Linked DNA regions of Mus musculus: all the other regions are linked to region 1. A link is a loop called in an ENCODE intact Hi-C map of the cell type or tissue named here. Cell type or tissue: heart. All regions are shown on one strand. Each heading gives the region's core, and the rest is flanking DNA. Links, peaks and the distances in the headings are about the cores only. Region 1 has its middle 25 kb from the start of Gm30013. Region 2 has its middle 14 kb from the start of Gm29856. Region 3 has its middle 31 kb from the start of 2310043L19Rik. Region 4 has its middle 6.5 kb from the start of 2310043L19Rik.

Evidence for each region. Hi-C counts contacts between places; a loop is a spot of excess contacts. Peaks named below come from ENCODE experiments on the same cell type or tissue, not always from the same donor. Only the 100,000 strongest peaks of a DNase experiment are listed, where the experiment ranks them.
Region 2: a loop joins it to region 1, with 2.3 times the contacts of the local background. A loop is called at or near these places in 4 of 42 quality-filtered maps.
Region 3: a loop joins it to region 1, with 2.1 times the contacts of the local background. A loop is called at or near these places in 3 of 42 quality-filtered maps.
Region 4: a loop joins it to region 1, with 8 times the contacts of the local background. A loop is called at or near these places in 3 of 42 quality-filtered maps.

What each region holds. Positions count from the first base shown.
Region 1 is chr1:177,528,053-177,535,544 of GRCm38, forward strand. It overlaps the pseudogene Gm7064. Among named protein-coding and RNA genes, the nearest start is that of Gm30013, 25 kb to the right of the region's middle. In heart, for the core only: no CTCF peak of the experiment used is centred there; DNase peaks (open chromatin) are centred at 3,979 and 4,829.
Region 2 is chr1:177,466,560-177,474,051 of GRCm38, forward strand. No RefSeq gene overlaps it. Among named protein-coding and RNA genes, the nearest start is that of Gm29856, 14 kb to the left of the region's middle. In heart, for the core only: no CTCF peak of the experiment used is centred there; a DNase peak (open chromatin) is centred at 3,802.
Region 3 is chr1:177,608,617-177,616,108 of GRCm38, forward strand. No RefSeq gene overlaps it. Among named protein-coding and RNA genes, the nearest start is that of 2310043L19Rik, 31 kb to the right of the region's middle. In heart, for the core only: no CTCF peak of the experiment used is centred there; no DNase peak of the experiment used is centred there.
Region 4 is chr1:177,632,730-177,640,221 of GRCm38, forward strand. No RefSeq gene overlaps it. Among named protein-coding and RNA genes, the nearest start is that of 2310043L19Rik, 6.5 kb to the right of the region's middle. In heart, for the core only: no CTCF peak of the experiment used is centred there; a DNase peak (open chromatin) is centred at 4,522; H3K27ac peaks cover 399 bases.

The DNA of each region.
Region 1 (7,492 bases), core at 975-5,974:
CTCCAAGGTCTAAGACTGCAGCACACAGATCTCACCGCACACGGATCTCGCCTTCATGGATCTGCCCGAGGAAGTTGACCTCATTTGTGTTTCCAGGTCAGCTTCCAGCTCCATTTTGTTTGTGTAAGCATCATCCTCATCTTTCACGAGGGAACAAATTCATTCTCCATTCCTGTCTGGTTGATGGCATCTTTCTGCTTCTTCTTGGAGTTTTCTACCAGGCCGGCATGTTGCCAAGCTCCACCTCCATCTACAGCTTCCTCTGGCCCAAGGAGCCCAACTGCCACCTCAGACTAGGGATGTAGCTTTTACATTTGTTATTTATATTACTTCAAGCTCACACCACTTTATGCACTGCAGGAGGCCCCAACTTGCTTTCTAGTACCTGGTTCTGCTTCTGAAAGAAGCACACCTTGAGGGTGAAGGAGGTGAACCTCCTGTTGAGGGTTTTGATCTTCTTCTGAATGTGCATGGCCTAGATATTGGAGTTCACCTCTAGTTCCAAGGCGCACAGCAGCCTCTGGTTCACCATGATCACCCCCCAACACTGGCCCTTGACCTGGCTGCTGTCCAGACCCATGCTCATGTTCCTCCAGAAGCTGATGAGCTCACCCTGCACACGCTTAGAAGTGCTAGAGACCCTGGGGCTAGATGCTTTGTAAGATGTGGATCAGCCTGATGGTGGAGGTCGGAGTGAAAATAGCAGGCTGAAGACAGGTCTGGGAAGTAGGCAAGTATCACCTGCTTCTAAGTGATCAAAAGTCACTTTTAAGTGTGTACGTGGGTGTGCCACTCAATCCTTATAAGACATTTTCCATAGACCATCATTTCACATGAACTAATATAACAAGACCTGTTCTCTTGACCCATAAAGACCAGGCCTAGACTTACGATGACCCTGTCAAAAGCATAAGCCTTTGGAAGTGCAGACTCAACCTGTCGGGCGGTGTTCTTCCTCTGTGTCCTTAACCCTGAAAAAGCAGATTAGAACTTTACTGCAGTGTCCAAAAAACACAAAGTAAATGCAGCAAGATTTCTTTGGTAGAGTAAGCCACACAATGACTGTCTTGAACTCATTCATTCATCCAACATTCACTGATCATCAACCACATGCTAACCTCTGTGTTAGGTCCTTGTAAAGATGGGAGATGCCCTTGAACAGTTCACACTTGAACAAACTGAGGTTGTAACTGTTTGAAGAAATAATTGGGTCTCTGCCTCATTTCTTTATAGTCTTTATGGAATCCACCAAACAAAAACAGATCCAATCTGAGAGACCATGGGTACTGGCAGGTGTGTAGATGCATCAGCTAACTTCCCTGCCACTGTGACTACCTGAGGTCATCAATTTAAAAAAGGAAAGATTTATATTATCTTGGTTTTGGAGGTCTCAGTCCATGGTCAGTTAGCTCTGTTACTTTGGTGCCTGGTGATACAGAACCTCATGTCAAGAGTGGGTGGTGAAGCAAAACTACTTAGTTTACTATGGCTGTAAAGGAAACCAATGAGCACATGGATCTGCACAATTCCATTGGGGGCTAGCTCCAATGGGCTAACTAACCTCTTCTCATTAGGTCACAGCTCTTAAAGGCCTGCTACCTCCCACTAGCCTGGTGACTGAACATCTAACACATAGCCTTTGAGGATGTTTGAGATCTAAGACATGCCCACAGACATATCTGCATATACACATCTTGAGACTTTAAAAGCCCTGGACAAATTCATCACAGCACAGGCTGACTTAATATAACATGGCTCCCGAGAGGTAAGTTCAGGACACGGTAAGATGGAAGCATCACCCGGCTGTCTGATCCACACAACTGTGTTATTGAATCCTTTGTTTGGAAAATGTGCATATTTAACTCATCAATCCATTCACTTTCTTGACAACTGTTTATTGAGAGCCTGGTATGTGCCAAGAATTGTTCTAGGTTTCAGGAATGAGTGGGCACCACTGATTCACGGGGCTCCCATCAATCTCAACCCGGCATAAACTTCACTTCATAAAGCAGGCTATGTCCTGATGTGGGGGTACCTCTGACCTTAGTTCTGCATTACTTATCAGCTTAAATGTTATTGGTCTGTAACTTGTAAACAAACAGTGTGCACAAAATAGCATGATTGCAACTGAATATTCTGTTGTAACCAGTACCCAGATCAATAAGCTAAGTCTCTTAGAACACTAGCTCTCACCTTCCAAGAATGGTCACTACCATCCTGCCTTTTGGCTGCATAGCTTTAACTGTCTCACATTTATGTAAAGTGAATCACATTGCTGTTATCGTTAGGCATTTATAAAGTGGGTAGTCGTCTTTTATAAGTTTTGTGTGTCTTCAGAAACCCAAACTGAAAGCTGAATTCCCTAGTTAACTTCCTGGCAGAAGAGAATGGACTCAGAAACAGTGTCTAGGACCAAATACACTCCACTTGATGTGCCTGGGTCATTCAGTTGACCTGAGGCCAGAAGGATGTGGCTTTAAGACCTTACAATGAACTTGACTGAAATGAAGAGCCCATTTTCTAGTCTAGTTATTCCGAAGATGTGTGTGTGTGTGTGTGTGTGTGTCTGTGTGTCTGTGTGTATGCGCACACATGAAATTTTCCTGTGTCAATTTATTAATATCTAAAGTAACCAGAATTTCTGAAACAGTGCATGGATGAAAACATAAGCCCCCATATTAATTATATTAATGTAGTTACTCCAGACTAGAGTTGATATCCTGTTTCCCTTCAAGGTAACCAACCCACATAGCTTCTTTCTGGTGACTTCATTGAGTGATGGGAGATCCTATTGATTTGATCAAAGGGTCCTATCAGTGACCATATGGGAAGAAGTTTCCCTTCCTCCCTGGCCTAGAAAATTCTGAGCTACCATACCACAATTCAAAGATTCTTATGCCTATGACTGGCTGCACCTTTTTTGCTTTCTTTTTTTCAAGAGATGACTACTATTAACTCTTTGTAAAAGTCAGGCCAGTGGCAATCCACTTTTCTGAGTATATTTTTCCATATCACTTACCTTTGCTTTTAGCCTTGTTAGAAGCCTTCTTCATCCCTGGTATTTTGGTTGGCATTGACCTTCACTCTGCACTCAGCTACACAGCAAATGGGTTGTTCTGAGGACACAGGGAAAGAAAGCTTTGAAAAGCAGCTTCCTAATGGGGCCGTTCTGGAAAACATTGACTGGGAAAATGGCCCTGGGTATTTACTGTGGACTTCCACCTCCAAATAGCCACAAACAAATCCTATGATGTCACCACAGGACAAGCTCCTTAAAAGGCCTACAGGAAGGCCTAACAATCATACATTCACAGACACCTGCAGCCAGGAGCCCAGCCACTTCTAGTTGTTGAGGACAGAACTTGGGCTCTACAGATCTTTGGAGTCACATCCAAGATCCTCTGCTCATTGCTCCAGTTGTTACTTTCATTGTTGCCAGATTAGTGTTAGACACTGAAGCAGGCATCCCACATTCTAGACCAGTTATCCACCTGATAGCTTTCCCTTACTAACCCATTTAGGAATTTATGACGTGCAAGACATTGAGACTGTCACTCTGAGATTTAAGGGGTAATTTTTGACTCTGCCCGATGCTTTTGATGGATGCAGGTACTCCTTTCCATCATTCACAAGGAGACAGATGGTGAGGATGTCTTGAGCAGGAACACTCATGACCAGACTAGACCTCCAGCATGTCAGTTCATGTCTTCTCATGTCTTCGGGTTCCAGTTGTCCTGTTTTACCAATGAGGTAAACTGGGGCAGTGTGGCAAGCCATGGGGAAGATTCAGAAACACATAGGTCTCTCCTTTGCTTTAGTTGAGAAGGGTTTGTGAACAGTGCCAAGGAGTGGTCTGCCCATCTTCCTTTGTTGCCATGGCAGTGACTAACAGCTTCTCCAATTGGAGACAAGGACTTTCTGTAATTTAAACAAAGACCATTGGGAAAGTATGTTTTCTTGACCCTTTGCAGGAAATCCTGCCCAACACAGACAAGAATGCAGCATTTCCTGAACTTCCGGGAGCTCTGTGTGTTTGCAAGGGCGACTCTGAGTTAACCCATGAAAGATACATTCTCTGAACAAGAGAGCTAGATGGCTGAAGAGAGGGCTCAATTGGGAAAATGTTGAATGCACAAGGACTGAGTTCAGGTCCCTAGCACCCACTTAAAGCTGGGCACAGTGCTCAGGGTCTATCACCTCAGAGCTGGAATGCTTGGAGACAGGTGGATTCACAGAGATCATTGGCCAGGAGGCCTAACTTAACTAGTGAGCTCTAGGGCCAGTGAGAGAGCCTCCCTAAAAAACTAAGGTGAAGAATAATGAAGGAAGACACTCAGTGTTGACCTTTGCCCTTCATGAATATACGTATGCATATGCATATCATGACAAACATGCAGACATATGTATGTCGTACAATACAATGCCTGCATAACACACACACACATACAGAGAGAGAGAGAAAGAGAGAGAGAAAGCGAGAGAGAGAGACAGAGACAGAGAGAAACTTTGGAAACTTCTTACCAGGTCCAAAGGTGCTTATATGCAGTGAAAACACATAACTTTATTGCATATGTATTAAGGTAAACTAGAAGGAGAAAAACACCCATTTTGGGGGGCGTCTGGTTTTCAGTCTCTTACCAAATGTCCACCCACCAAGGTGGCTAGGTGGGCAGGGAATAGTCCAGTGCTGCTTCATGAGGTTGGGAACAAATGATTGTGCAATATATGTACACTAAATCTATGTCTCTAAGACTCAAGCAACTCAAGTTCTGCTTCCTGTGCTGGGGAAGCCACAAGAACAGGTGACATACTGCTGTCCTGCTCTGTGCTGGTTGGCCTCTTATGTGGTGACATGTGCAACAGAAAGGGTGACTGGGAACAAAAATAATGAGAGAAACATCTGTCTCTCTGCTACTCTCTTTCCCAGGCGAATGACACAATTCCTATTCTGTGCATGTGAGCTCCCCCAAAAAGCAACTTTAATGATGTTTTTCCTCTTCCCAAATCTGTTGATCACCTTTCCTTTGCTCATACTTTATGATGGTTCAAAATCAAAGAAGACAACTGCAACAAAATGCACACATCTCTTTGAAAGCTTGAGATTAGAAAAAGAGAAAGAGAAGAGGGAGAAAAGAAGGAGGGGGAAGAGGATGAGGAAGGGGAGGAGGAGGAAGGGGAAAAGGAGGAGGGAGAGAAGGAAAGGGAAGAAGAGAAAAGTAGTAGGTGTTACACAGGTGCAAGGATTCTTTTACAGATTTGGAGAGAACCCAAGGCCTCATAAAGGCTTAGCATGTTGAACTGGATATAGATTTTATCAACTTGACATAATCTACAGTTATCAGAGAGAATGGAGCCTCAGTCAAGAAAATGCCTCCTTAAGATTGGGCTGTAGACACGCCTGTGGGAGGTATTTTCTTGATTAATGATTGATATGGGAAGACCCAGATCCATGTGAGTGGCTCTGCCCCTAAGCAAGAAATCCTGAGGTGCATGAGAAAACAAACTTAACAAGCCACCAGAAGCAAGCCAGTAAGAGCACTCTTCCATGGCCTCTGACTCAGTTTGTGTCTACAGGTTTCTGCCTTGAGTTCTTGCCTTGACGTTCTTCAAGGATGGGATGTGATTTGGAAGGTAAGATGAAACAAACCCTTGCCTCCCCAAGTTAATTCTGGTCATGGTGTTTAATCACAACACTAGAGACCCTAACTAAGACACATGTAATCTCCCTTGAGCTATACTCCCAGTCCTTCAGTTAAAAACAAAAACAACAGAAACCAAACAAATAACCCAGAAATCAGGAAAAGTATGTTTTAGAAACATTTGAATTAAAAATATTATAAAGGCTTTAAAATTAACAAGTGACCCAATTTCATATCTTACGAATGGCCTATAGTTAGAAATGGTAAGTTGTGTACCAGAGTACAGTTGCTATGAAAATGACTGTTGTTGGTTTTCAGCTTCAAATACTACAAGGTACTTGCTCTCTTGCTTGCCCCTCCCCACATCCTGGCACATACACAACTTGTCCACACTTTCATAAGGATTTCAAACAGAGTTCCTGAGATTAATGTGAGACTTTGGCCTAGTATCCCACAAGCAATGAGGCAGGGGACACAGGCTTCTGGCCATGCTGTGGCAGGCAGCTGGGTTCTCCTTTCTGGGCTTCTTCTTCTTCCCCTCCCTGCTGCTCCTCAGATTTATTTTTTCTTAAAGCAGCTCTTTGGAGAGTGTTCTGCCGCTGTTAGGAAAACAACAAACTGAGAAGTGGACTTCGGTGGTTCTCTTAGAGAGACCTGCAGTGTGTGACAGGGCACACACTGTGTGGGATGCAAGAGAGCTCTGGGCCAGGGTCTCATATCCCTGTTGCACAGGCTCCTGAATTGCTTGTAAATGAAAACACTTCTGAACAATTCATAACTTTTACAAGTTAATTTAGGATATCTAATTAGTTAAAGATATCCTAAAAGGAAGGCAGGAAGAGTAGACTTGTGTAAATCCAAGCTTATTTTGAAAAAGAATTTGGTTAATATTAAGAGTTGGTGCTCATCCATTCACTGACCTATCTACTCACCTGCTCATCCAACCATGCATCCACCATCAGTCATCTCCCCCATCTGTCCATCCACCTACCCAACCACCTAGTCAACCAGTCTTTATTCAACCAACACCTCATCCAAAAAACATTTTTGCATGAATCTAAATGTCCATTGCTGAATATTAAAAAAAAAAACTGTGTGAAACACAGTCTCACTATGGAAATATGCAAGAGTACAAAAGAAGATTATACTAGATATGAGGGACACAAAACATACATATTAGTGCACAGTTGATGACGGTTTCTGGGGGTTCTTGATTAAACACTTCAAAAGATGAAATTTCAAGTAAGAAACAGTCCTCTCCTTTAGGAACTTAAAGTAATACAAGAGATAAAACACACATACAATGAATATTTCTAACACACACCAAAAAGAATGTGCCATTTACACTCTGAATTATACTGTAATTTATAGCATCTTAAAACTGGGGACAGATGCCAGTGTCTGATTCAAGGAGAAAAACCTTACAATTGGTAATTGTTATTGTGAATGGAATAGAACAAGATTATAGGGTCAGAGTGCCCCATAAGTTATATAATAAGCATCAAGGGGCCCTAAAATTTAAATAGCTGTGATTCCAGCAAGGAAATTAGCACAGTGTAAATAATGGTCAGAAAATAGGAGAAAATAAAGATGTTTCATTTTATAAATGATAACAAAGAGAGAGTCCCTGATAAAGAAAGGCAGATGGAACAGATTGTTTCAGCAAAGAGCCAATGTTGCAGGCCACAGGAGTGACTTGGGCAAGCTTGTCCCTGATACCTGCTCTTCATGCAGTCCTGCAACTTTTAAGATATGAGTGCTTGGCTGATGTTACAAAGTTCTTTCTAAAGACAGGAGGACTGAATATCTAGGAGTCTTCTGTTTATCACACTTGGTGTGGATCCCTCTGTAAC
Region 2 (7,492 bases), core at 1,401-6,400, 61 kb before region 1:
AGTAAGGAAGCACTCACAGGGTCTGGGTGCTAATGAAGATCTATCTTTTAGTAAGTCACCGTCTAACCCCTGACAGAGGGCTGAAGACTGAGTGTGTTCTGGGTGCTGGATGAGGTCAGCTCTTATAGGGTCTCTGGAGCAAGGGGAGTCGTTTCCATGTACATTCCAGAAGAAGTCCTCGTTCTCTTGTGGAAGCAGATAGGTAGCAATGGCACATCTACAGTGCTGGAGATCAATGCTGGGACAGAAGGTAGGGGACTGGCTAAGTTCTCACCAGAGCAAGGGGTGCACAGAAGTGTTTGGATTATAGATCCAGTCAGTCAATGTACTTGGAGTAGTGGGGCAGTCGGGTGGCTGGCAGGGTGGAAGCACTAGAATCATACACCATTCTGACCTGAGTCTCCATACTGTCCTTCCCCAGGAGACAGCCCAGGGAGGTGGGAAGAATATTGGCAGAATCTGGGTTCAAATCCCAGACCTTCCTTCCATTTCCCAGATTCTTGTTGTTCATGATGTTTCCCAGTGCCTGAGCTGTGGTTTTCTGTTCTAAAGTAGATCTAGCAATACAGACTTCACAGATCTCTTGAAAGAATTAAAGATAATATGAGCAGGGTGTGTATGGGTCTAGGGTTTGGCACCTCGTGAGTATCCAGATGTGCCAGCTCTTCCTCTTGCTTGGCCTCACCCCTTTCCGGCTGGTACTTCCCCTGGGCTCAGCTGTGCCTGTCAGCTTTTACTTCTCTTTGCCACTCCACCTGCGGCTTCTGTCCCCAGGGATCTGTCCTTAGAGGGACCCTCTCCACTGACCTGGAACATTCAGTCGACGTCTTTTCCTGGTGCCTGAGGACCAGCATAGCTGCTGTAAAGGCAATGAGCTATGAGGTGGGTGGGCCGAGGGCCTGAACCTCGAGTGCTTGCTTAGCTGATCTCTGTGGTGGTAGCTCTCTCTCTCTCTTACATCACTTACCCAGCAAACGTTCTGAGAAAGCTGGCATCGCCTGGCTCGAGAAAACCCAAGCTGAACTGTCCTTTCCTCTTGGTGTGTCTTGCTCACTCTGCTTTGCAGCCCACTCCCCCTTGGCAACAGATCCCTCCTCCCCCTACACTGGGTTCATGCCCCTACTGTACAGTTCTTAACGGCCTGACTTTCCCCCAGAGCCTCACAAATACCCTAACCCATAGTATGAGTGGTGACTGATGCTGAATCTAGAAGAAGCCTGGTACCAGTTTCTTTTGCCTCGATTTGATGACCCAGAAATTCAGATTTGAATGACTAAAGAGGGTCACCTTTGAAAGCCACAAATCGGGGTTTCAACTTAGTCAAATTTCAGGCTCAGATAAGGGATGAGAAGTGACTGATCTACAGTCACACAACTGGGTTGTAGTATGGATTTGAGATTTGGTTTTGGTTTTTGTTGTTGTTTTGTTTTGTTTCCTAATGTGCTTCCTGCCTCTTGGTGCTACTCAGAGTGGTAAACGAGATGGCTATGCCCCACATCGTCCATGGATCAGGGATCCACTGAGGCCACTGAGACCATCCTGTGTTTGATGGAGAAAACTACCATCAATTATTCTGACTATGCATATGCTCTGGAGTACCCAAAGCTTGTCCGTGCCTTCTAACAGAAGCTAGGCTCCCATCTAGACAAATCCTGGCCAGCAAACTCAGCCTTACTGCATCTCCTTTTTGTGTTTAGGACTCAGTTTACATTTAATTGATGTTCAACACATTGTGAGCTGGGGTGTGTGTGTGTGGGGGGGGGGTTGCTTGCTTTCTATGGCAATGTAGATTTGAGGTTCATGGGGCAGGTTCCAATCTGAGAAAGAGTCAGCCTCTTCCATGCTGGAGTCTTTCTGGTATGTGTATCACGCTCTGTGTATTTCCCACTGACTTGGTTGTTCTCGGAAGCACAAACTTAACAGAGGTCTCAGGGAGGTGGGTTTAGGAAGGTCTGGTGGTGGGGCTCAGACATCATCCATGTAGTCCCCCAATCTCCGGGAGGCCGCTCACAGGCCTAGCTTCTGAAGCAGAACCCTTCCATCCCTCCATCCCCCTTTCTTGGAATTGAGGGGGAGGTGAGAAGGGGCTTGGCTCCATGCCTGGCACACAGCGATCCTCCAGGAAGGTGCCAGCTATTACTACAGCTACTGTTGGTATTACTGTCACAGCTTCCACACCTTCCACACCACCCACAGGCTGCTTCCTGCCAGCATCCCGACCTGGAGGGAAGGGAGAGAGGTGGAAGATAGGAACCATAGAGTGTGGAGGTCAGTGCTTTCCCAGGCTTGGCCTGGAGAGACATTCTGCTGCCCTTGCCAGCCTCCCGTGCTCCCTCTGTATGGTCATTCCTAAATGCCATGGCGTTCACTGCCTGTAACACACGTGTCTGTTCTCGTTCCCATTGAGACCACTGCGACCTATTGTGAATTGGGCATTTGATAGTGACGCTCACATTCTCACATCAACCGCAGGAAGCTGGTGTCTCCCACAAACTGTGATACAGAAGAATCAAGAGTCCAAGGGTGAAGTAGTGTGCCCAAGGTCAAAACCAGTTGATGGGCTGAGCCCCGCCTATCTCCAAAGCTGGCACTGCAGCTGCCTGCTTAGAAACCCCTGCTGGCTGTCACCAGCCACAGTTACCAACACTTGGTCATCGTTAGGGGTGGCAGGTGATTTTCCCTTTACAATTCTTAGATTCTGGGCTTTCCAATTACTCTCCGAAGGAGCCTGCTACATTTGTGTAAGTGAAATAGCATTGGTGGTCACTAACGGTGCACTGGCTATATGTCATCTCATCTATACCTTGTGCAACCTTTGTTTTTCTTCCTCTCTGTTTTTCCTTCCCACTCCCCTTCCCCTCTCTTTCTCTCTCATTTCCCTCCATTTATTTTGTCTGTCTGTCTATCTATCTATCTATCTATCTATCTATCTATCTATCTATCTACCTGAGACGGGATGTTGCTATGTAGCCCTGGTTGGCCTAGAACTTGTGGCTTTCTCCTGCTTCTGATTTTATAATCCAGCCCCATTTCCTGTCCTCTTTCTGCTTCCCGACTGCCTAGGAAAGACAGCCAGGCAGCTTTCTGCTCCTGCTGCCATCCTTTGTCCACCATATTGGAATGTATTCCCTTGAACTGTGAGCCTGAATATGGCCATCTTTCCTCAGGACAGTTTATCATAGCACCAGGAAGAGACAGGGAGGGCTCATGTACAGAAAAGCAGCCCATGTCTATACTGGATTCCATGAAATCTTTATGAGTGAGACTTAGTAGGAAGAAGTTAGGACGGTGTGGATGTGACCTTGAAGGGGATCATGGGACCCTAGCTCCTTTCCTGGTTCTCAAACTGTTTCACAGTTACTTGCTGTACCCAGCATTCCCTTTTTGGTGTGCTGCCCCACCACAGACCCTGGGGACAATTGGACCATAGAGTGGAGATTCCAAAACTGTGAGCTACAACAAACAAACACAAACAAACAACAACAAACCCCCTTCTCTCACAGAAGCTGCTTACCCCAGGGTTCTTGTTGCAGGGACAGAAGTTGGAAAGGGACTCCCCCTTTCTGTGTGTGTCTTCCTTTCTGCATTTCATGGCCTGCACAGCCCTGACCTCTTTCTTGTGCGTGACTTTGTTCCACTTTCAAGTGCAGAGGTGTGTCCTGATCATGTGGGGTCTGGAGGTTACTAGCCTGGAGTCTTGTAAACACTGAGCATTCCCTGGTTTGCTGAAGGAACGGGTGGGTGGATGAGTCATTTTGTAAAGAAGGAAGTCCATCCTTGGGAGACGGCTTGGGACTCCACCTAACTGAGTTTTCCAGTGGGGGCTGTTCATTCTTAGTCCTTCACTGGTGGCAGCCAACAGAAAGGCAGGAAGGATGCACATCTGGCTGGGGAAGCAGAGATCAGCTGGGGCGGTGGGAAACCTTAAGACAAGTGACCAGAGGATTTCTGCCTGAGCTAGCTATGATGAGTCACCAGGCACCCAAACTAGAAGAGCTGTCCACGGCAATCCAGGAGGATATATATGTCTGACGACGGTGGCAGGTAACAGCGGCGGAGTTCTCACCGCATTCTTTTGGAATACGTTGCTGCTTGGAGAGCACTCACTTCACAGTCATAATCTCCGGGGAGGGAGGGGGACAATGTACCTCTCTGCTTGCTTCTCCAAGGGCTATTATAAGGACTAAATGCAAACCAATAGTGTAAAAATGCTTTGTAAACCATATGTTGCACATTGAGATTGTAGGTTATTGTTACTATTATCACCATTTTGGATCCATTCCTCTTCATTCCCTTCTAGAACTCACTCCGTTCCATTCCCCCACCCCTGTGTTTTTTTTTTATAGACTCTGCATCCCTGCCCCAACTCAGCTTCCCTGACATGTCATTGCTCCTCAATGATCAATAAGTGATCATTAGCTCTAGTCACCAGTGTGATCAAAATGATCTGTACCATATGTATCTGCCTATTCTTCAGATCCTGGGTATATTGGTCAGCTTTCTGCTGATAACAACACACCAGAGGTTCCTTAAAAGGGGGCGGTGGTTTCCTTGAGCTCCTGGGTTTTGAGGCTTTTGTCTATTATCAGCTGAGCTCATTACCTTTAGGGAAGTAAGCCCGTTCTGTCACCACAGGAGGAGGAAAGAGGTCTTTTCAAACCCTATCTCCAACCAGGCCCCACCTCTTAAAACTTCCTCTACTCAGTAATGCTCTCTTGAATGCTCTCCTCAATGATGCCTAGGTTGCTTTTCTATGTGTAGTATGATGATAATTATCCTGTCCAGCCTACCTAAGGAGGTGCAGTCACCATCAGCAGAATATGGCTTGAATTACCCAGCCCCGCGAGCTGATGCTTCCTCCTCTCAGTCCTGAGGAGACAGGGTCCACAGAAAGCATTTATTGATAAGTTTTGGCCGAAGAAACACAAAAGGACAGTTCTAGGAAGATGTAGTTACACCACCCTCTGCGGGGGAGATGGGTGGATGGTTGTTGCAAAGAGGATTGTTGTAATGACAGCATATGGGATCGCTCATGTAGCAATGGGTCATAAAACACTAAGGAAAGGATTCCAGGACCCCTGCTCACAGGCTCCTCCCTCTTTCATCTGCCAGAGATGCCAGATCCTGGTAATCCATCGAACATTGTGTCACAGCCCCTAGCTCTAGGCTCATAGCCTCAATATTCAGTACCTCCCTCGAAACGAAATGGTGTCCTTTCTCCTGGTGCAGTCAGTCTTACTTAAATGAAGCAAACAAAACCAACCAAACAAAAAATACCCTCAATCCCATTAAGTTATTCCTCTGTCTACCTCTTTCTTTTCACAGTTCAGCATCTTGATGGGGCTGGATCCATACTGTCTCCAGGTCCTCAGGTCTATCCTTGCCCATCTTCATCTCTATCCCTGTTACCCCTGATCGACCTAACTATCATCTATGTATTTATCTATCCATATATCATCTACCTATCTTTCTATCATCTATTTATCTACATATCATCTGTCTGTCTGTCTATCTATCTATCTACCTATCTATCATTTCATCTCTTAATGAGTCATGTTATCTGTACTTCTAGATCCCACAGGCGTATTTTACATCTTTCTCTTATGACAATGACACTTTTCTTCTTAATATGTGTTAATGGGTGAGCCCTTGGGGTGCATGTGACACCACAGTACCTATGTGCAATCTTCCTGTAGCTGTGCCTCCTCATTCTCTCTGTGCTCTGGGCTGCATTCCTAAAACGACTGATTTGAGTCTTAACTCTTGCTACCTAACAGTACTAACTTGTTTGGAAATGGGAGCTTTGCAAATATAACCCAGCTATGGGGTCACAGCATGCTAGGGAAGATCTTAGTCCAATGCCTGTAAGAAGATGGACTTTGGGAGGATGTGGTGATGAAGGCAGAAGCTAGTTGGGTGCTACTGGACAAGGAATACCAGCAGTGGCCAGAAGCCACCAGAAACTAGACAGAGGCAAGGAAGGTCCTGTCCAGAGTGTTTAGGGAAGGCACAGCCCTGGTCACATGTTCATTTCAGACGTCTTCCCTCTGTGACTATGGAAGAACAATAGATGTCTATTGTGTAAGCCCCCAAGTTTGTAGCAATTTGTTAAAGCAGTCTTGGATATATTCTCCCAGGAGCAACTGGCATTAGATATGGATTTTCATACGACTGTTGATTTGTGAAGGATTTATTTTGAGTTACAGCATCAGAGAGCTCAGTTTCTAGACAGTGGTAAGAGATCGCATCACAGAGCAGACCTGCTCATTTCATGGTGTTCAGGAACCAGAGAGATAAAGAGTTAGAGAGAAATGAGCCACGGGAAGGCCCTAGGGCATGCCTAAGTAACCTATCTCCTCCAACTGACCCTCCCCAATTTCCTAGCACCTCATGATATAGTGCCATTTAATAGGGCCAAGGCTTTAGCACTTGAGCCTGTAGGAGGAATTTCACAGTCATCAGTTGCACCCAGCTCTAGATGCTAATGTTCTTCTGCACAGCTTCCTTGCTAGGTGGCCTCCACCTACCCTTCAGTGGTAGGTCCTCTCACTTGTAAAAACCCATCTTATTCCTACCCACACCTTTCCCCGTAGGGAAGGCTTCTATATGAGAGGATGCCACCATCCCTCCCTTTCTGCGCCGCCCCCCCCCCCAGGTTAGCCTCTTTTGTAAGCTGCTGTCCTCTGTTCCAGAACATTCTGTGGTGGCAGGAGTAGATTGGGGTCAGGCCCAAATGCTGTAGAGTTGATGCAGCAAGGAGAGCTCTGTTCTGAGTGGAGTTGGGAGACATATGACCCAGCTTCTTGTTCTTCCTATGGCCTTAACCATCTCCTGGAGGTTCCAGTGGACCAGTCTGTGGTGGGCTCCCTAATGACTCTTTCTAATAGAATGTAAGATTCAGCTGCTCATGTGCAATGGCCATTTGCTGGTACACACTCTTGTGTGATTATTGACTGTTTGCAGTGTTAGAACAGGGATCAACAAACAACAACTTTCTAGCCAAAGTCAGCCATGACTCGTTTTCTCCATGTTGTCTATGGCCCCTTGGCAAAAGCAGCAGAGTTGAATAGTTTCAACAAAGGCCTTGTGGCTTTACAGAGCCAAAATAGTTACTATCTGGCCTTTTACAGAAAAAGCTTATTGGCCCCAGTCTTGGCTGGAAGCTTGTGCTAGTTAGCTTCTGCTGCATAAGAAAAGGACCCCAGGACTTAATTGTTTAGAGTAAATGCAAGTTTTTTGAGTTTACATTCTGTAAGTTTGATTTATTTTAAGATCTAGGCCTATTCAGCCAGTTTCTGTAGGATCTCCAATGTGTCTGTGGTCAACCAGTAGATCTTTTTCTTTTTTCTTTATTTCTTGTTCTTCCTTTTTTACTTTTTTTTTTTTTTTTTTTTTGAGACAGGGTCTCTCTATGTAGCCCTGGTTGTCCTGGAACTTACAGTGTAGTCCAGGCTGTCATTAAACTCACAGAGCTCTGACTACCTCTGCCTTC
Region 3 (7,492 bases), core at 831-5,830, 80 kb after region 1:
CTGCAGAGCAAGCAAGAGAGCCCTCGGGGTCAGCTGCAAAGCTCAGGCTTCAGGTTCAGCCCTTGAAGGCCTGCCCAGGTCTGGACAGTAGGAGCCCTTTAGAATCAGACAAGCCCGAGTTTTGTTCCGGGAGGACGAACTCGCGGCTAAGCCGCGTGCGAGCTGTTCACCGAGGTGTCTCGGCCAGGTGGTAATTTCTCCTGTTGTCCTGTAACTTGGCTTGAAGCGGAAGATGACCCATGTCACCTGGCGCCCTGATAACAGAAAGCAAATTCCAGCAAAAAGTGTCCATGCCTCGGTTGGCCATTACCATGCCCAGCAGGCTGCTCCCTGCCATCTGGCTACCTCAGAGAGCGCACAGCCGCTCTGCTCCTCGCCCACCTGGCTTCAGCTGCCTCCCAACCCCAGTGACAGGGCAGCATGGCCAACACTGGGCACAAACTGGGCTCTGATTTACCTGTTTTCTGCTCCAGGGATTCTGGGTCCAGGTCTCCTAATGTGTCTGTGCCCCAGTTTTCCACTGAATTGATGTGTCCCTCTCTTGGGAGGGGCAATCTTTTTTCAACTTTAATTTACAAATACTGAGAATGTCAAAGCTCAAATGCATTTGCAGAATTCAAGTTCAATTCATTGTCAGAGGACTTGAGCAGAAATTTCCAAAGGTATTAAGTGTAGAAAATATGTCCTGGATACAGGGACCTTCAAGGGCAAGTTACTACCACACTGTCATCTAGACCATCCCTTATTTTGACATCATGTTACAAAGATGGGAACTGGGAAGAGACCATTCACAGCCACTGGGCAGGAAGTGATTGGATACACTGTTGCACATGCTCTTTAGAGAGGACTTGAAATACAGCCAGGAAAGTTGCTTGTGCTGTTCCCGCTGCTGTGAGCACCTCACGTGGCCTCATTACACAAGAGGATTGCAAAAACATATGCAATAAAATAAAATTCATAGATATGCAAAAAGTCAGAGGCTGAACAGGAAAATAAGAAGAAAGCTCTGATATCAGATACATGGACGACAGGCTGAGAACTCAGAGGAGCCACGGAAGACAGATGTGGGAGCTGGTTAGGGGTGGACGTTTTCTGAAAAGTCCTTCTCACCAGCCGTGGTGGTGTTGATCAAGAACTGCATATGCAATGAATACTCGGCTCACGTGGAGTTAAAGTGTGTTTCTACCTTCAAGAATCTCAGGATTCCCTCCTGTCCCTCCCCACACCTGATCCTGAACCACCCCACCATGGGGAGATTCCCAAAAGCTGTTGCCTGTATGTGGGAGATGTTTTAGCTGGGCTGCCTTGTCTGGCCTCAGTGGAAGAGATTGCACCTAGCCCTGAGGAGACTTGATGTGCCAGGATGTGGGGTGGGATGCCCAGGGGCTGGGGGAGAGGAAAGGATTGTGGAAGGGTGACAGGGCGGGGGGAGGGGGGGCAGTGATTGAAATGTAAAGTAAATAAGTAAAAATGAAAATAAAGAACCTTGGGAATTGGAAGCTAATAAAAAGATTATCCTTCCTCTCTCTCTCTCTCTCCCTCTCCCTCTCCCTCTCCCTCTCCCTCTCCCTCCCTCCCTCCCTCCCTCTCTCTCTGTGTATCCTCTGTTTATCCTCTGTGTGTGTGTGTGTGTGAGAGAGAGAGAGAGAGAGAGAGAGAGAATACACCTGGTAGCCTATGGTCACTTTTCACTTCTCCGTGTCCATGTGGGGCTGCCTGATCTCTCAGCCATCTGGGCCTACACAGCAAGACATTTCCCCTGTCCCAGATAGATCCTTCCCTTCCAACCTCAGATCCTAAGATGTGCATACTCGATGGTTGAGAGGTAAACCTTGCTGTAAAGTTGAGCAACAAATTGCTTAGGTTTCACATAGGTTTGTTCATGTGCTGGATTGATTTGAAAACATTCTCCCCAAGACAGTGTGTCAAGATGCTGGGAAGAAGGCTGGAGATGTGTGGAATCTTCTGGGAGGGATCCACTTACACCAAGGCTTTGGGATGTCTGGAAGCAGTCTTAGCATCCTTGAACCTCACCTTCAGGGAAGGGGATTCCAAATGCCAGGATAGGGAAGAACAGATGTTACCCTGCTTCTCTGTGTGTGTGGCTAACTTCCACTGTCACGTAGGCGGTTACAGTCACTCCATTGAACATTTCTGTGCTCCATTCACCTGTCTCAGGTGAGACCCCTGGAACTTGGTCTCAGCAATTTGGAAGCTCCATTTCAGCACCCTAGCTTTACTCTGCATTTCTCTCTGTGGGTCCCCAACTCTGAGTACCCAAAGGTCTTGTGTCTGCTGAATATTCAGTCTCTTCCTATAACAGACCTGAATTTTTTTGCCCTCATCTTAACAGGCATCAATGTGACTCCTAACTCCTAACAAAGGTAACTCAGAGAAAACAGTCTTAGTATTTTTCTAGCTAGTGTATGATTGTTTTATACATAATTTAATGCTGCACTTCCTTTTAGTGATAAATTACCAAGGATTTCTCTATATCATAACCCTGATGGAGAGCAGGTGCTATCTCCATGTACTAGAGTTTAGAGCTTCCAGGTGCTGGAACATCATGCTGCTGCTGAGTGCTGCTACAATTTCGAGACAAAGTATCCCCCAAACATGCCCTTAGTGAGGGCATTGGTACCCTGTCCCCTCCAACTCTTTGTTTCTTAGTAACAATGATACAACTTGTTCTACCATATAGTTCCTACCCAGAAATAGTATTTTGCATGGCCCTACTGACCAGGAATTGAAACCTCTGAATCCATGAACCAATGAAACCTTTTCTCTATTTAACTTGATTATCTCAGGTGTTGTGTTACAGTAATAGAAAAGCTAAGATGGGGGTTTTCATCTATACTTGAGTTCTCTTCCAGCTACAGTGTATTGCTTCATCATCAGAAAAAGAAAGACACAAACTCTGATGCAAACACTTGTCTCTGAGCCTCGGTTTTCTCATTTGTAAAAGAATGTTCATAACACCTATTTCACAGGCATTTTTTGGTAAACATTAAATAAAATAATAAATGCGAAGGGTTCAGCAGGGATCCCAGGACTCAGTGATTGAGACCAACACTACCACCAGTTCCATAGTTTCTTTTTAACCATCATCTTCACAATCAATCCCAAGTCTCAAAATCCAGCCATGCTTTCTGGTTAACTTTTTCACACCCGATGAGGAAGGCTGGCCCTGCAGGAAAGTGATGAGTCTGTCCCACTCCTGATTCTGGGCCTTGGACAGATTGATGGCTCTTCCAATCCTGATTCTTCATCAAAATGGGAAAATAGCCATTTCTATAGAGAATGCTACCAAAGCCTGTGTGGGGGAGTAGAAAGCACAGCTAGGTTTCCTGAAGACTACTCTTCTCTGCCCTCCATCTCTTCCTTCCCTGTGATGAGATAATTTTGTTGTATGTCACATTGAAATGAGATAAAACACACCTACCTAAAATGCTGGTAACAGTATGGGCAAAATATTTAGTCCCCTTCCATCAGACTCTATTCTTTTTGGGCTCTGCTAGTTTACAATAGGTATTAATCACCTAATCAGACAAGGCAATTCATACTCATCCGTTAATCAGTTAATGGCCCCTCCCTAAACATTTGCATAATGTCTTTAGCTTGAAAAAAAAATGTAATCTCCCAATGCTCCCAGGCCAGGAAGGCCTCTGGGATGAGAGAGCCATGAGTAACAGGGACCACTTTCAGGTGAAACCAATGTCCCAACAGTAGCCGCCTGCCTTCCTGAGCCCTGATCTGCTTGGCTAGCTGTCCTTTCTTGTCTGATGTCTCTCCCTACTTCAGATGCACAACACAGCACATACTTACAGTTGTGTCTGTGTCCTGGGGTGTATGAAGAGGCAGGGAGGAGCAAGGAAACCTTTATCTCTTGAACCTGGACACTTCTGCCTGAGATAAATAAAAGACAGAATGACACTGGGGCAACCGGTCCAACGCAAGGTGAATGACATTAAGGTAAGAAGGAACGTGCACAGTGTGAAGTCTATTTCCTTGAAAACCAACTCTGAGAGTTGAAGTTAAATGACCTATTGCCACTCACACTGTGGCCAAGGCATTAGAGCAAATGCCTCCTCCTTTGGACTCAGAGTGCCCATTGTTACAGCCCTCATTGTACAGATGTGTCACTCTCTGTTGGATGACAACTTCGCTTTGCTCAGTTGCTGGGGAAGGGATGTTAACTCTTTCAAACAGAGAGGCTGGCTCCGCTCATTTGCAATCAGCTCAGACTGCGGAGATGAAAGTCACATCATGCTTTGAAGGAAGAAATGTGGCTGGAAACTGGAAGAAGGTAGGTCAGAGACGGACAAATGCTGAGGGATGATTGACAAGGAAGGTGGGAGAAGCTCTATGAGGTTAAGTGATTTTTCTCATGTTAAAACATAAACGGCTTGGACATTTGCCTAAGCAAACACTGGGAGACAACACAAGCCACAACAGCCATTGAAGAAGCACTTAACACATATCTATGTGGAATAATCTTGATGTGAGGGACTTGTGCATGCTCTATGATGGGTTTGGACCAGGATCTCACCCAGTCCTTAGGTTTGGTACAGTTGCTACTGTTGCTTTTGCTGTTAGTCCTGATGTTGCAGTTGTTGGGGCCACAAAGAGAGAGGCCAGAAGCCTGGTTCAGTTTCCAATCATTTCTATCGCACTGGCTTGGGAAGCATTGGGTTCCAAGGATGGAGGTCTGCATGGCCAACCATATGCTTCATATACTTAGAGGCAGAATCAATAATCTGGCAAAGAGGAGGAAGTTCACAGCTTTGCAGACAAGCTCCTTAGCATTGGTTAATTTATTCATTAATTCAACAATAACTTATTAGCAGCATATTACATGATGAGCTATGGAGAAAGTTAGCTCAGAAGGTGGAAGAAAGGGAGGAGACATGTTATTGCATGTGTGTAAGAAGATACACCTCCCCCTGTCATTATTAGGTTACATTGCAAAAGCTGAATGGTGTATACCTTTCATATGTACTTGTTTTGACTACATTCATGTCCTCTGAAGGAACTGCTGAGTATGCACCTCCTGAGAATTTCATGAAAGCTTTCTTGAAGAGAAGACATTAGTTGTCTTAAATGATGACTAGAAATCCCAGCAGGCCTAGGAATAGGAAAAAGTGGCAGCCTTTAAAATCATTCAGACCTACATCCTAGCCCTAGAGCTAATCATGTAAACTTGGTTTCTTTGATTAGACTGGGTGGGCTGCTCTTTCTCTAGCTGCAAAATGCAAAGAATCTCTACCTTGCAAAATTGTCATAGGAATTTGGGAATAGCCCATGGTAAGTGTTTGTCAAAGGGATAAACACAAAATGAGCGGTAGCTTTATTGCATTTACCACCTTGGGCTATGAAGTAAGCCAGTTCAGGTAAAAGATAAACATGTGGGAAAATAGAGATAGGGAGAAAATAGTATGTTTTGGAAAAATAAAGTCTGTCTTAAAAGGAGAAAAGTATAGAAGAACCAAATAGACTGGTCAGCTGGAGTCGGTTTATAATGGGCCCAGTGTTGTCAAGAAAGCTAGAACCTTCTAGATTGTTATAAATGGACCTGCCCATGAGCTCTCTGTCAGTCTTCTGTCACAAATATATCTCCAGGTCACTCTTCCTCCTCCCTCTCCTGCCTCACCCCTCCGTCTAGCATCTCAAAGACTCAGCCCACTATCTCAGGGTGCCTGAGATCAGCTTAGCTCTGTTTCGGTCCCTCTTGAGTCTTGAGTAGCCACAAGTGTTTAGAAATCAATGGTAACTCATTGCTCTTGCAGGTGCATTATGTTCTAATAATAGCCGTTGGCAAAAATCCACACAGACACACAGAGAAATGACAGGGAGGTCTGGGCCCTGCCATAGAGTTGTACATAGCTTGCTAGACTTCAGTTTCTCCAGGGGTTGAGAGGAAATGGTAGTGTCAGTGTCGCAAGGTTTAAATGAAATCACTTCACAAAGCACATGCTAAGTAATCAAACTAGCTCAGTGCTTGTGATTAGTATTAGCTTCATAAAGTAATTTACCATCCACGGCACAGGGGCTTGCAGCGTGCAGACTGCAAGAGTTCCTTTACAAAGGCATATACCTAGAACTTTTCAGGCAGATGCATTCTACATAGAAGAAGGCTCAGCAGATGGGAGCTGCATGATTTAACCATCACCTAATTAGCCAAAGTACTTCAAACAGACCTCCCAATGATGATGCAAACATTCTCACTTCTAAATGCCGGAAGCAGCTCCTTCCCCAAGCTTCTCTCCCTTGGAAAACTGTGACTCTTGGTTCCATATTGCCGCTTCTCCTCTCTATGACGTACTTCATTTAAACCAGAGAGAGTCTAGCCATGGCCCTGCTTTGCCAGTGAGTGAGACAAGAAGCACTTCTGCCATCGACTTCCTCCATCTACCATGTCCCCTGTGCTGCAGGATGTGCTTCCTGTGGTAGCTGTGTCTGAAACAGTAAGAACGATGGCTAAACTCCCTCACTGTGAACTCTCCCAAGGACTTAAACTCCCTCACTGTGAACTCTCCCAAGGACTCTAGATTTAACACCATCAGTGTCTTCATTTCCAGAAAGGAACAAAAACTTCTAAGTGGCTGAGTCGCCAGGGTCTCCCAACTGTCGGAGAGCTGAGATCCACATGAGGCGGTGTGTACCCAGCTCTCCTCAGAATCAGCACGCCCATGCTCCAGCCCCATAACCATTTAGAGGAATTGCCATGAGCTTCATTAACCTAAAGCTTCTCACAGAACCTAGAACAATAGTCTCAGAGAGTCTCCACAGGGCACTTATGGAAAACCCGAGCCAGGTCGATAAGTGTCCAATAGACTATCTCTGTAGGACTGATTAAAATCTGTAATGAAACTGCTAGAGACTTAACACAGAGAGTTCACCGAACCTTAGAAGTCTTTGAAGGTGAATCAAAAAGCTCTAAGTACAGAAAAAGATTGCCAATGGAGACCAAAGTGCAGGAAGGTCAGTGGGTGAATTCTAGAGAATTCAGGTGGTCAATAAACAATTGCACTCTGGGATTTTTAAGGACCCCTCTAATTCCTGTGATGCCGGTGTTCCGTGTGTGATATAATGTTTTAAGTTTCCAGTTCAGATGCTTCTGGCTTCCTGGATGAGTCACGGCGGATCAGCACAGTGTTGTGCCTCCATCTGCCTCCTAAACATCTCTCCATCCAAATTTCACAGCGTCTTGATATGTCTGCAACCCAAGCCCAGCACACCGCTTCACTGTTCCTTTCTTTCCCGGGCACCGTCCCCTGTATAATGGTGTCATCATCCCCAGCCACCCTGGTTTGGCACCCAAGTCCTCCCCAACGCCTCCCAGCTCCTCACATCCAACTAGTCCACCAGCACCATCAACAGATGTCATCAGCAACCCATGGCTTCCTCCTTCCAATCCCAGCTGCCCTATCGGCAAAGTAACTCATACCACAGTTTCTCATTTGAGCAGATTAAACATGTAAAGACATAAGTC
Region 4 (7,492 bases), core at 1,543-6,542, 110 kb after region 1:
AATGGACCCTCTCAGACATCCAGAGAGAGCTCGCCAAACTCCAAAGAGACGGGGATGAAAGTAGCCTGTTGACTTCTCCATCATTTGAGTCAGGAGCATGCAAAGGACTCCATGAAGTCTGCCTGGTCACGCTGAAGGCACAAAGAGATGCTGAGGCTGGGGGCCAGGCCATTCTCTTGCCAGCAGTCAGCATTCTGAATGAGGATAGAAACTAGAAGAAACCCTTTCTCTCTTCCTTATTTATTTATTTATTTATTTATTTATATTAAATTTGTTTGTTTGTTTGTGTGGGATGGAGCCTACACACCACAGCGCCTGTGATATGGAGGTCAGAGGACAATTTTGTAGGAACTGGTTCTCAGAAAGAGCTTTGAACTATGACCTTCCTGGAAAGAAGCATGTGAATGCAAAAAAAACATGATGACGGTCTCTGCTTGGTTATGGATCCACCGGTTGCCGTCCTCTCTTAGAAATCACGCCTCCTATCTCCCTCTCACACATACACATACACATGCGCGCGCGCGCACACACACACACACACACACACACACACACACACACACACAGCCCTCGCTGCGACAGAATTGATCAAACCTGCTGCAGCTCTTCAGTTGCCTTCTCCCCAGTAGCTACAAGGAAGCTCGAGACAACCTTGAAGGGTACTTTATTGTTTTTCATCAGAGCCTTCTGCTACAGGCAGGTCACATGGTACGGGGCAAGTTTTCCCCCACCCTGAAACCTGTGAGTCAAGAACTCTCTTTATCTCACAAAATGGAAGTCCTTTCTCCCTCCTTCCAAGAGCCCACAACACCATCTGTGGTACGATGCCACCTCTTCTAATGCTCTCCCACTTCAAGGCCTAGGGTCATGAGACTGTCTCTCCTAACAAAGCTCGTCACTAGCCTAATGCCACATTAGCACTTGTCTATGAATCTGCTTCCTTTTGTAACTCCTGTCTCCAGTACTTGGGAGTTGGCGAGGGCTGGTTCCTTTTACCCCTGAAGAGTGGGCCTAGAACACATGTCAAAATGGCCTTAAGGACTCCAGGTAGAAAGAAGGGTTGATAGAGACTCAACTCTAAGAGGTGTACCCTGTAGTGGGGAAGGTTACATATGTGTGTGGCTGTGTCCCTCCCACTTGATATTGCTGTGACCCTAAAGCAACTGTACATAATAAGTTAAAAATAAAAAACAAGAGACTTGGGCTCAAGATTCATACTACCTCTGAGAACTTCTAGAGAGCTGATACTAACAGGGCTGATCTGTCTGTCCCTGGGGGTCTATTACGAATCGTTCTACCTGTATTTCAACGGAGCGAAGCTGCTCATGACTTTCTCAAGGAAAGGGATGGTGGGCATCGCTAGGGAACCCAACACATAGCACAGGACCTGAGGTGCACAGCCCCTTGCATGAAAAGTCTGTTTCAGTTCCTGAAAAGCCTTCGACACCTTTTCTCACATGGAGCCTGTAAGAGTGGTCCACTCCATTCTTTACAAGCAATAAGCCAGTTTTCCAGTTCTAAGTCTTGATATTGAAGGGGATTTAGTGATTTGAAAAAAGAAAATCAGATCCTAGTGGAGATCTCTCCAGAAGCTGGAAAGTGCCAGGGGACAGAAGCCGTATGAGTCAGCTCCAAAGTATGATGCTGCTGTTTGCTGATGGAGATCTTCAGCTGCCACGGGCATGACCTTATTCAAATATGTATGCAGCCACTCATGCATGAGCACACACAATCCTTTTAAAGAAGGAGGCGTCAACAAGAAAAGCTATAGAGCTCTTCCTAGCTGTCAGACCACAGGCTCCATTGCCCAGATACAGCTAGCAAAGGAAAAATGAGTCCCAACTCTAAAAGCAATTTTCCTTGTAAACTTCTAGATCCTTAAGGCTTAGATACCACACATGACACAGCCGTTTAAAACCTGGCGTGATTTGATAGTATACAGGGCATGTGTGTTAGACCCCAGCTTCTCTGTGTGTGTGTGTGTGTGTGTGTGTGTGTGTGTACATAGGCACATACACTCACATGTGTGTAGGTAGATGCACTACATGTGGTTTTATGTGCACATAGAGGCTGTAGGTTGATGCTAAATGTCTTCATCACTTTTTGAGACAGGGTCTCTCACCAATTAAGATAAACCAACTGTCTAGCCAGCAAGCCTTGAGGAATCCTTCAGCTCATGTCTCCCCAGGGTTATGATTACAGAGTCACACCATGCAGCCAGCTCTCATGTGTGTTCTGGAGGATGAGTGCAGGCTCTCACACTTTTTGATTGAGCCATCTCCCTAGCCCAGACCCCAAGTTTTTAGACTGTGTGTTATGACCCTACTATGTAATATGTAACTGAATGGGGGCATGCAAAAAATGGCAGCAGTAAAGGGTTTCTGGACATGCAACAACCAAACATGAATCCGAAACCAAACATAATAAATCTGTGCAGCATTCACACATGTTGTATGAATGCCACAACTTCACTAAGGCTTGGTTTTGAACACACAACACATATTTTACACTATATATGCAACACCTACACATACCAAATGAAACACCTTGGCTCAGATTTAAGACTATTGTAGGTTATGAACCGCAGTGATTTCTCTGCTCATATGAAGTTTTTGCTCTTATAGGAACATGATGTTTTAATTACAGAAAACAAAGACTTTTAATATTTCCCAACACCATCCCTCAGCAAGTATCCCAGTAGACTACTTCTGGGTTGTAACATATTAGAATGTTTTATTTTAAAACTTGCTATCTGAGATTCTGACTTGAGTTCATAAAACATAAATTTTGGTTTGGGATTAGGGAAGACTTTCTAGAAATTTCTGAAATGGTCCTAAACATAGCGCTGATATTTTGTGATACAAGAATATCAGTCAACTCTGGAAGATGCTGAAGATGCCCTACTGCCTGTAGCATCAAATATTTAGCCACAACTTAATTCTTTACACGAAAATAAACACATGCATTCACCTCATTAGCATGAAAATTTGCTTTTACTTTTAAAATGTTATTTAAAAACTACATTCTATATGATTTATCAGTAAATACTTTGTTCATGTATTTTATATACTCATATGCTCAAGGTCATGTAAAAATTTCTCAGGCATAAAAGGTTAGTGGAAAAAGTATTGAGAAGTCCTTTGAATCCGTGCTTCATGTCTCAAGATTTAATGAGGTGCCACCTCAGCATCCTCATGTGCAGAGTCACCAGGTCACCCTCAAGCAGAAAGGACCAGTCCCAAGAGAAACGGCAGTCCGAAGCAGTGCAAGTTCTTGGCCAGTGACCAGGTAGCCCAGGGAGTGGTGCTACCGCTTTCAGAATGAATCTTCCCTCCTTGGTTAAACTCACTCCTTCCCACAAGAGACCCAGACTCCCAGTTTATTATATACTCTCACAGAAGTACCCAGAGACTTGTCTCCTAGGAGATACATCAGGTTGGTGGTGAAAGTGACCAACACTCATCCATCTTCTAGTCCACCGCCCAACCTGACCTTCTGCTTTCTTTCCCATGGGCCAAATTATAATTCATTGGGAGGTTGGGCTGCTCAGGAGTCAGAATATCAAAAACTGGGAGCCTGGAATCCTATATGAGTTTTGTTTCCCCAAGTCCCCACGGGAGTGGCAGAGTAGTCTGGAGCAGAAATTAGCTGCCGACACATGTGAGGCTCAGCTGTGCATCCATCTGAGTGAGGACACACTTGGAGGAATGCTTCCCCTCTGGTTGCATGGACATCTCTTTGTTTCCTTTACATGGCTCCAAGTGCCCCAAACACCTCCTGCTCAGGAAGGTAACTCAGCAGCTCATTAGAGTCCTCTGCCTAACACATATCTTGAAGATAAAACATGGACACGTGGTGTCTGGCTTGTCCAGAACAATCCTGAGGGAAGTTCTAGAATGTGCACAGAAGAGATCTGGGCAGCTGTGTCAGAATGACGAGGAGGAGACGCGAGGTGACCTTACTCCACCCCACCAGAAACCAACCTTTGCAGGCCTGCGCCTGTCTCTCCCGTGTTGGCGCTCTGTCTCTGGTGGACTCCACCGTACCAGCCCAAGCTGCAGCCAATGCCCACAGGGAGACTCTCCCTGGGTGAAGTCCAGAGCTTGCAGGAGCTGCTCTGTCTGGTTTTTAAGAGAGAGGCAAACATGTAACAGGAAACAAGGAGACTGTCTCAGAGCAGGATCAAAGGAAGGGTAAGAGGCGGGGATGGCTGCCGGGTCTTCACAGAAATCAAGCACTCCAGTCACGTTCTCAACAAGTGACTTTCCATCCCTGTGGACTGGCCTGTGCGGATCGCCGAGACTGTCCCTCAAGCATCAGGAAAAATACAGGCCCACAGACAGCAGTGTTTGCTGGCATCAGTTCTATCCCGACTGGGGTTCCTCCCTGAAGCTCCCCACACTGGTTCCTCTGTTCCAAGCTGAGCATGAGAACTTGAGTTCCTTGATCCATTGAAATCCACCCTTCTCGTCTGGGTGCTCCCCAGTCCCCACCGAGTGCCAGGATACTATCCTCACTGGAGCAAAGGTAACAAAGCAGCCTTTTCCTCAGGAAATCCCTCCTTAATTGCTCCAAACCAGTTTCCCTTCCAACACAATACATTTTCCTTCATAGCGCCTAATAGAAGTATAATTAACCAGCCAGTCAAGTTGGGTGCTGCACGTCCATTTAGCGTTTGCCTCTCTGCCATCTTCGGAGGTGTTGTGTGGTGGAGCGGTTCATTACCGGCTGAGCTGTTCTCTGTTTACAGGAACAGACACTGGTACTCAGTAGGCTCCCAGTGTCTGCTCACTGAATGAATCCATGAAGGATGTCATTAGTCCCCCAAGGGCATGTAGTCACCTAGGAAGCAAGGGCAGGGCCCTCCAGCTCTGGCTGTTAAGTCATCCCCAACATAGCTTAGTGACTGGCAAAGACTCAGGAATCTAGCCGGGATACCGTACCTGCCACTTACGACTGTGTGACATTGAGAAAGTTGTAATGTCACTCTGTTCCTCAGTTGTCCTATCTGTGAACTGGGTAGAGCGAGAGTGCCCACTTCGCTGACTCATTGAGTATAAGGGATTTAGCACAGTATCTGGCAGGTGCTGAACTTGCTTCCATTCTCCTGCGAGGCCCAGAAAAGAAAGTAAATTGAATGCTGGCAAAAGTGGCAGAGGGGGGGCTGGTGAGATGGCTCAGTGGGTTGGAGCACCCGACTGTTCTTCCGAAGGTCCAGAGTTCAAATCCCAGCAGCCACATGGTGGCTCACAACCATCCGTAACAGGATTTGACCCCTCTTCTGGAGTGTCTGAAGACAGCTACAGTGTACTTGCATATAATAAATAAATAAATAAATCTTAAAAAAAAAAAGTGGCAGAGGGATAGCTGGGAGGGTTTTGACTGGAAAGGAAGCCTCGAGGGAAAACATCTCGCTGAGCATTTGTCAGGCAAGTATAAACAAAGCCCAGGCAGGGGCAGACCACAGAGTGCCTCTCTTGACCAGTCTAACTAGAGAGGAAAGAATCTCTTTGAAATAGATGAGATTGTGATGTTTTCATTAAATATTCACAAATTTGTAGAGTGGAGGATGCTGCCCTACCATAAACTCAACTTCATACAATGTAGAGTCACACACACACACACACACACACACACACACAATATTTCAACTGAGTGGTTGTCTTTACCAGATTCGTCTGTGGACGTGTCTATGAGGGATTGTCCTAACTGATGCAGAAGAGCCCAGCCCACTGTGGGCATAAGCATTTCCAGCTCATGGTCCTGGCAATACAAAAATGTTAGCCACAGATGAGCCTGTGAACGAAACAGAACGCAAGCCAGCTGGACGCATTCATGCATGCCTCTTGCCCCCTAGTTCTCACCTTCGACTCCTACTCTGACTTCCCTCAGTGATGAATTATGACCTGGAATCATACGCTAAACGAACCCTTTTCTCCTCTAGTTGCTTTTGGTCAATGTTTTATCACAGCAACAGGAAAGTAACTAGAAGAGAAACTCATTCATCGGTGTTAGCAACGGTCCCTTAGCAAGGCCAGAACAGCAACCAAAAAGTGAGCAGCCCAGACCACAAAGCCTGGTGTGGCCCCTCCCTCCAGGAGACCCCAGGAAGTCCTTCTCCGGCAGCCTCTTCTGCCATCTCCCACCAGAGACAGGGGACAGGTAACCATATGTTCATTTTTAGGACATGAATGTTCCCGTCCCGGGCTCACCGGAAGGCCTGGATAAGTTATCTGCTGAAGGAGCAAAGGAGGGAGGGCAACTGAGCGGAAGAGTGCCTCCTTGCCTACTATCCCCATGGGCAGGAAGACAGCCAGGCAACCCAGGGTTTCCAGAGTGTCCAGAGGGGCAGGACGACCTCTGAGTACCAGCAAATGCTTACAGCCACAAAGAGACTCAAACCTCTAAGTGCAAAGAAGAGAAACTGGAGTGTCAAAGGGTGAGAGCAACTGACTAGGGAGGCAATGCAGCAGGCCTCACTTGTGCTCTCAGACTTTGCAACAATGGACCCCAAGAAAGCAGAGTATCCCCCTAGCCGCCAGGAATCTCCTCTATGAAAATAAAAGGCTGAAGTCCAAGGGAAGCCAGGCGAGGAGCTAGTGTCTGGGAGAAAGATGTGCAACTGTTCCGTGGACCTCGCAGGAGACTTAAGAGCTGGGGTGACAGAGGGGCAGAGCCACACCTTGGCGGACTGCTTAGTTATCCATATTTCTTGCCTTCTATGTAAACTTTACCCTCATGTCAGGATCCTGGGATGGACTTTGTAGAGGGTTGCTGGATCTCTGTGTCATCCTTCCCATTGTGGCCACACTGTATAAACCTCCTTTCTCTGCTTTTCACCACTAATCTGGCTCTTTCAGTTGGCTTGTTGAGGACATGTGGTCAACTCTGGCTTGTTCAGGGACAAGTTGTCACTCTAGGTCCCTCCGTTTTCTTTCTCCTGTAATGTTGCTCCTGAATGCCAGGAGGGGTGTGGGTATGGAGCCCAGGAACCAGTCATCCAGGTTGGGAGGCTCTGTGATATCTGAGCCTGAAGTTCAGAACTGGTCAGCCAAGCTTGAACAATAGGCACCAGGGGCCCTGTTCCAGGAGCCTGACAGGCCCCTGACCCTGTTCTACTTTCTCCAGCTGTGAAGATCTGGAGTAAGGGACAGGGCTTCCCTAAACATTTTATATGCTGCCTCACAGAGTCCTTATAAGGAGGTGGAGGATCGGGTTATACACATCCAACATTCAGAAAACTGAGGCCTAGACCAAGTAAGAAACGTGGCAGCGAATCTCCAATTGTTCAAAAGGGGGAGATGAGACTTAAGAGCCCAGTAGCCTCATCTCCCCAGGCCCACTGCTTCCCTGCCAGGTCCTGGGGCCTCGGGCCTGCCTGCTACACTTGAAGATACCCCATCCTGTCCCATCCCCACCCCCTATCTGTAGCCTATCCTGAGTAAGTCTGTGGGCAGAGGCTCCAGAACCTTAGAGTCAGGTTCCAGACCCA